2 separate regions of the Homo sapiens genome follow, and region 1 is linked to region 2. A link is a contact called in ENCODE Hi-C or POLR2A ChIA-PET data. All regions are on one chromosome and are shown on one strand. The core of a region is the stretch at or near the end of the contact, and the rest is flanking DNA. Distances in the headings are between cores, read along the strand shown.

The links. A loop is a pair of places that touch in the nucleus more often than their neighbours do. ChIA-PET counts read pairs that join two places held with the same protein, here RNA polymerase II (POLR2A). Pooled maps may share reads with other maps.
Region 1: a map with no recorded cell type shows a loop between it and region 2 (5-fold over the local background). The contact joins two enhancer-like sites. A Hi-C loop is called at or near these places in 1 of 168 maps with a recorded cell type or tissue (HepG2), 11 of 37 single-sample maps with no recorded cell type and 3 of 50 pooled maps. POLR2A ChIA-PET finds 5 or more read pairs at or near these places in 1 of 52 experiments (activated B cell).

Annotation. Positions count from the first base shown.
Region 1 is chr16:19,129,354-19,132,912 of GRCh38, reverse strand. The region is part of intron 1 of LOC124903657 (a long non-coding RNA gene); the gene reads right to left. Among named protein-coding and RNA genes, the nearest start is that of ITPRIPL2, 17 kb to the right of the region's middle. RefSeq lists enhancers at 1,752-2,046, 1,969-2,048. Within about 2 kb of position 1,709, at least 24 of the 41 ENCODE cell types and tissues checked have a DNase peak (open chromatin) inside an H3K27ac peak, as active enhancers do.
Region 2 is chr16:19,209,116-19,212,661 of GRCh38, reverse strand. All of the region lies in intron 5 of SYT17 (synaptotagmin 17), which reads right to left. Among named protein-coding and RNA genes, the nearest start is that of SYT17, 43 kb to the right of the region's middle. Within about 2 kb of position 1,606, at least 7 of the 41 ENCODE cell types and tissues checked have a DNase peak (open chromatin) inside an H3K27ac peak, as active enhancers do.

The DNA.
Region 1 (3,559 bases), core at 460-2,959, 80 kb after region 2:
GGTGGATCACCTGAGGTCAGGAGTTTAAGACCAGCCTGGCCTACGTGACAAAACCCCGTCTCTACTAAAAATACAAAACTTAGCCAGGCGTGGTGGGGGGGCCTGTAATCCCAGCTACTTGGGAGGCTGGGGCAGGAGAATTGCTTGAACCTGGGAGGCGGAGGTTGCAGTGAGCTGAGATCACGCCATTGCACTCCAGCCTGGGCGGCAAAGTGAGACTCCATCTCAAAAAATAAAAAAAGAAGAAAGAGTAAACAAATTGTCTTGCAGGAGGTACCGTGAGGTGGCAAAGATACTCCCCAAGGGCTGGAGTTGGGGAAACCCAGCACTAAGAACCAGCTCTGAAGTCACATGACCCTGAACTTCTTTCCTGGAGCTCCTGCTTGTTGGCTGTATGACCTTAGGCAAGTCACTCAACCTTTCAGAACCTCATTTCCTCAATTGTATACTGAGGATTCTAAATACTCCAGCCTCCAGCCTCCAAACATCACATCAGCCTTGTGAGGAAGAGCACATGGCTCTGGCACAAGATCACTGGGACATCAGTTCTGGCTCTGCTGTTTCCTGGCTGTGTGACCTTGGGGAAATTACTTTACCTCTCTGAGCCTGCTTCATCTTCTGTAAGAAGAGCATTAGGGTACCTAACTCCTAGGATGGTCACAAGGATTCAATGAGTTAATTTCATCTTTTGAGTGGTGTCTGGTAGTAGTGAATGTTCAATCAAAATCATTATTATTAGTCACCCCAAGGATGGCTCTGATACAAGCTGAACTGGTCCCTTCCAGGGGCTTTGATCATGGGCACTACCCAGCTCCAGGCTAAGGCTGATGTCAGATTGCTACATTGGAAGTCCACATCCTGCCATTGTCCCCAACACCCACTGTCTCAAGGCAGGCAGATGAGGTCATGGGAATTGATGTTTTTGTCCTGAAGGGATAGGCAGGGGTGGATGGGCAACCCCTCTCTCCCACTCCTGATTGCTAAGTGGGGAAGCTTTGGCCTGAGTTTCTAGGGGTGTCCAAAGATCTTTACTTCTTTCCTAGACATTTCTGTATACTTGAACTTTTTACAGTGAGCATATATCACTTCTATGATAAACAAACAAACAAACAAGAAAGCCATTTTCATTCTTGCAAAACCAATCCAGGCCTGGCTCACACCCTTCTAGATTCCCAGAGTCACTTTCTGACCTATCTGGGTCACTTGTTCCTTGGCCTGACTCTCTCTAAACACAGAGCCGCTGTGTTCCAATAAAATTTATTTACACGAAGAGGCTGCAGGCAGGATTTGGTCCATGGTCCACAGTTTGCCCTGACCTAGGATACTGTCTGGAACACAGTAAGTGCTATACAAGTGTTAGCTATGAGTGAATGTGTGTGACTCACAAGCATGTATATCTATGCGTGCATGTGTGCACATGTGTATCTATATGGGAATCATGCCTCTGAATGTGTATTGTGTCTGTGTGGGGGATCTGTTTAGTCCTTCTATAAAAACAAAACAACATGCTCGTACCAGCCAACATTTCAACGCAGCTACCCCAAGACTTCCTGCTTCTATTCTGGTGAGAAAGGGAAGCTTCGGGCGCCAACCCCCAGTGGCCTAATGGAAAGGGAAGCTTCGGGAAAAGCCAAGAGAAGAAAGAGCTGGTGTGTCTCTGTCATTTTCATCTGGGTTAAGATTGGAGGGAAGTCATCATTGGTGATTGTGCTACTGTAGGGCCGGCAGCCCACGCCTTCCCATCTGCTGAAAGGATGAAGTCAGTCCTCTGGGGGAAAAGGGGGTGGAGAGGGGACTCTGTAAAAATGAAAAAGGAAGCTTTTTAGGAGCTTTGAAGGAGGGGTTGGGGTAGAGGGAGAATGATTCCCTGCTCTTGTGGTGGGTGGCTTTTCCAGGCAGCTTGTAAACATCTGCTTGCTTGTTTCATTTTGATCTCCTGCTGTGGGACTTCTGAGGGGCTACTTCCTGTATGACTAACTTCCTTGGCTGGCTTTGCAAGGGCCAAGGAAATGCAGTGAGCGTTAATTTTGGAGTCAGCAGATGAGGGTTCAAATCCCTGTTTGCACTTCCTTGTTAAATGCCCTGGGGGCATATGATCTCGTCCCTCTGAGCCTCAGTTTCCACCTCTGTACATTGGGGCTCCTATTATAATAGTATTACCTCCTAGGACTATTGCAATGATCAAAGGAGAACTGTGTGTGTCCAGCATTTGTCACAGAGCTTCACTCTGTAAGTGCTCCCGAAGGTGACACCCTGAAACAGACCCCCATGGGCTAGTGTGCTGAGCTTCAAGATTTCAGAGAAGCCTTCCCTAATTCCCCCATGCTGCACTAGGTCCCTTTGACTCACAGTGTCATAAAAACTGGTTTCTTTCCTTCAAAGCATTTACCTCTGTTAGTTTCGTTTTTTGTTTGTTTGTTTTTTGAGACAGGGTCTCACCACTCTGTCACTCAGGCTGAAGTGCACGATCACGGCTCACTGCAGCCTCGACCTCCCCGGGTCGGGCAATTCTCCCCCCTCAGCCTCCCAAGTAGTTGCAACTACAGGTGTGTGCCACCATGCCCGGCTAATTTTTATGTTCCTTATAGAATGGGGTTTTGCCATGTTGTCCAGGCTGGTCTTGAACTCTTGGGCTCAAGTGATCCACCCACCTTGGCCTCCAAAGAAGTAGGATTACAGGCATGAGCCACTATGCCTGGCCCTCTGTTAGTTATTTAGTGCTCACTGGCGTGCTTATTGGCAAGTGGCTGCCTCTTCCAGCAGACTGTAAACTGCAGGCCAATAAGATGGTGTTTGCTCTGCTAACCACTCTATTATCCCCTGTGCCAGCACAGGGCCTGGCACATAGTTAGCATTCAATCATTATTCAGTAGGGTCCCAATGGGGTCTTCCAAAATGGGGTTATGATAGGCACTCTCTTCAGCATCCTGGTGTTACCCTGGCAAATCCATACGGGTCTGCCACAACCTCAATTCCTGCCTCCTCAAGAGAAAGAATTCAGCTGAGGGGCAGAAGGCAGAAGGAGAGACAGGCGAGTTTCAGAGCAGGAGTGAAAGTTTCTTAAAAAGCTTTAGAGCAGGAATTAAAGGAAGGCGAGTACCCTTGGAGCAGGGCCAAGTGCATGAAACCCTACAAGACAGAGATCGTGGCAATAGTCCTAGGAGGTGATACTTAACCTCTCAAGTGTCCCATTTGACCTTTGACAGAGGGTTTTATATGTTGGCCTACTTCCAGGGTCTCGCATCCCTTCTCCCCTGATCCTTCCCTTGGAGTGGGCTATCCGTATGTGCAGTGGCCTGCTAACATTTGTGGGGGTGGCAGTGGAATGTGCAGTGTGCTTACTGGAGTTATATGAGGTGTTCTTCCCTTACCAGCCTAATGTCTCTACAAGGTCATATACCAGTTAAACTCCGCCATTTTGCCTCTTAAAGCTCATGCTTGAGCCCATTCATCCAACTCCTAAGATCTTATTTGGAAGCTGCGGATCATCAGTTTCATGGTTTTGTTTGTTTGTTTGTCTGTTTTTTGTTTTTGTTTTTTGAGATTTGCTCTTTTTGCC
Region 2 (3,546 bases), core at 357-2,856:
TACCTCACTTCCCCGTTTATTTCTTATTTATTTATTTATTGTGACAGGAATCTCGCTCTGTGGCTCAAGTTGGAGTGCCCTGGCACAATCTTGGCTCACTGTCGCCTCTGCCTCCTGGGTTCAAGTGATTCTTGTGCCTCAGCCTCCCGAGTAGCTGAGATTACAGGCATGAGCCCCCATGCCCAGCTAATTTTTGTATTTTTAGTAGAGATAGGGTTTTACCATGCTGGCCAGGCTGGTCTCGAACTCCTGACCTCAAGTGATCTGCCCACCTTGGCCTCCCAAAGTGCTGGGATGACATGTGTGAGCCACCATACCCGGCCTCACTTCCCTGTTTAAAACCCTCCATCTCTCAAAATAAAATTCAAAGTGCTTAGCCTGGTCAACAACAGGGTTTGTCAACCTCAGCACTATTGCCACTTTGGGCTGGAGCATTCTGTGTTGTGGGAGCTGTCCTGTGCGCTACAGGAAGTTTAGCAGCATCTCTGGCCTCTACACACTGGATGCCAGCGGCATCACCCCTCTCCCCAGTGGTAAAGTCTCAGAATGTCTCCAGACATCGTCAAATGTCCACTGAGGGCAAAAATCACCCAGTTGAGAACTAATGGTCTCTAAAATAATTTATCTACGGGATCGAAATGATTTGATCCAAATGATTTGATTCCTGCCTACCTCTGAGACTTCACTCACCAACCGCCTCTGCCTTCTTTCTATTCTTTAAAAATACAAGATCATTGGCCAGGCACGGTGGCTCACACCTGTAATCCCAGCATTTTGGGAGGCTGAGGCGGGCGGATCACGAGGTCAGGAGATCGAGACCATCCTGGCTAACACAGTGAAACCGAGTCTCTACTAAAAATACAAAAATATTAGCCGGGCTTGGTGGCGGGCGCCTGTAGTCCCAGCTACTTGGGAGGCTGAGGCAGGGGAATGCCGTGAACCCGGGAGGTGGAGCGGAGCTTGCAGTGAGCTGAGATCCCGCCACTGCACTCCAGCCTCGGCGACAGAGCGAGACTCTGTCTCAAAAAAAAAAAAAATACAAGATCGTACCTGCCCCAAGGCTTGAACTTGCTATTCCCTGGGAATCTCAACTCAACAGTCACCTCCTCATCTAAGCTTCCCATTAACACTCAGTTGAAAACACCCCTCTGCCTCCATCATTTCCCATCACACCACCTTGTCATTTCCTTCACGGTACTTGGTCCTTACCTTTTTCTCCATAAAGGCAAAGAAAGTGCCCATGTGTCCACTACTATATTCACAGCACCAGAAACAAATCCAAGATCAAGCAGTGCAGCCCCCAACACAGAGGCTGAGCTGCTGCCACACCACGGGCCGAGAGGGGTTGTCAGCACGATGTTCCACCCCCTGTCCTATCCAACCCCCACAGAATCGAAGCCAAGACAGGAGAAGGAACTGGGTGACAGGCCCACTTCTACCTCGTCCCTTGTGGAAGCGATGTCACAAATAAACAGGCCTCATTTCCTTTCTTGTAAGAGCCCGATGCGCTTAATTTGGTCGAACCACGTGGGGTGGGCTAGGGAGAACCAAAATAGACAATCTGTAAATTACTCAGATGAATCCAGCAGCCGGCTTGGGCAAATGTGGCTCAGCTCTCTCCTCTCTACCCAGACAAAAATTCTCTCTCCCGGCAGCCTTTCAACACAGTTAATTTCTAATCAATAAAAAGGAAATCAAAGAAAATCATCTGGGACAAAAGACATTTTCTGGAGATAGCAAGAGCCCAGCTCTCCTCCTGACAGGTTTGCTTTGAACTCCTTCTCTATGGTCCTTTCGCTCTCTCTCACCTAGCAAAGGGTTTCAAATGTGCGCACACAAATTTTAGTGAAGCCCAAACACAGCTGCTCTGCGCCCCCTTATGCCTTTGCTCTCACCGGTTGGATAAAGTCTATTGTCTCTTAATCTGCTGCACAAACAACATTAAAATAGAAATGGATTTTTTAAAAAGCAAACTCCAACCGCAATGCCAGTGCTTTACACATTTCATCAAATGCTTTCACTTCCTTTTCTTTCTTCTTCTTTCTTCTCTTCACTTTTTTTCCCAGTCTTTGTCAATACCTCAACCCTGTATTTGCATAGCTGCATTGACAATACAGTCACATTCTGAAATACCCTTTAAGAAAAAAAAAGGGTATTTAAAAAAAAAAAATACCCTTTAAAAAAAAATACCCTTTTAAAAAAAAATACCCTTAGATCAGAGGGGAGAGGATAAAGAGAAGTGGGTTAAAGGGTACAAACATACAGTTAGTGAGAAGGAAAAAATTCAATGTTTGGGGCTGGGCACGGTGACTCACGCTTGTAATCCAAGCACTTCGGGAGGCCAAGGTGGCAGGATCACTTGAAGCCGGGAGTTCAGGACTCCTGCCTCAAGCAAGACTCCGTCTCAATTAAAAAATAATAATAATAAATGTTTGATAGTAGAGTAGTGTTACTATATTTAACAAAAATGTATTGTACCAGAATGATAGAAGCCCTAAATACTATGACTTTATCACTATATATTACATATGTAACAAAATTTCATGTGTACCTCATAAATTTGTACTAATAAAAATAAAATAATAAAATATAATAAAACTAAAAGAATTACACACACATTTTCCATGTGACTATCTAGACATTATAAGTGTCATTATAAATGTTCACATACAACATTCCATTAGGCTGAAATACTGTAACTTATATTAACCATTTTCCTATTGCTAGATACTTAGGGTTTTTTGTTGTTGTTGTTGTTGTTTTTGTTTTGTTTTGTTTTGTTTTGAGACAGAGTCTTGCTCTGTCTCCCAGGCTGGAGTGCAGTGGCACGATCTCAGCTCACTGCAAGTTCCGCCTCCCGGGTTCACGCCATTCTCCTACCTCAGCCTCCCGAGTAGCTGGGACTACAGGCGCCCACCACCACGCCCGGCTAATTTTTTTTTTTTTGTATTTTTTAGTAAAGACAGGGTTTCACCATGTTAGCCAGGATGGTCTCGATCTCCTGACCTTGTGATCCGCCCACCTCGGTCTCCCAAAGTGCTGGGATTACAGGCGTGAGCCACCGCGCCCAGCCGAAATGTTGACTTTCTATGTGAGTGCAATGCCCTTCCTCCATAAGCCCCCAGTGAGGCTGACAAGCTGCATTTCACACTGGATTATATTGGTCTGTTATTGTCAGGCTTTTCATTAGTCTCATCTGATGGGTATCTTGTGGGTTTAATCTGGGTTTCCCTGACTGCTAAAGAGGTGAGCACCTTGTTGTGTTATCAGCTACTTATGCTTTCTCATCTATGAAAACCCTGCTCATTTCTTTTTGATCATTGTGTATTTGTCTTTCTCTTATTAATTTCTAGAAGGGCCTTTAAGTATTATGGATACTATTATTCAGCAATTACATGTTTTTATGGGTTGAATTATTTCCCTCCCCAAAATTCATATTTAATTTCCAACCCCCAGGATCTCTGAATGTGACCTTATTTAGAAATAATGTCCTGGCAGGGTGCAGTGGCTCGCGCCTGTAATCCCATCACTTTAAGAGGCTGAGGC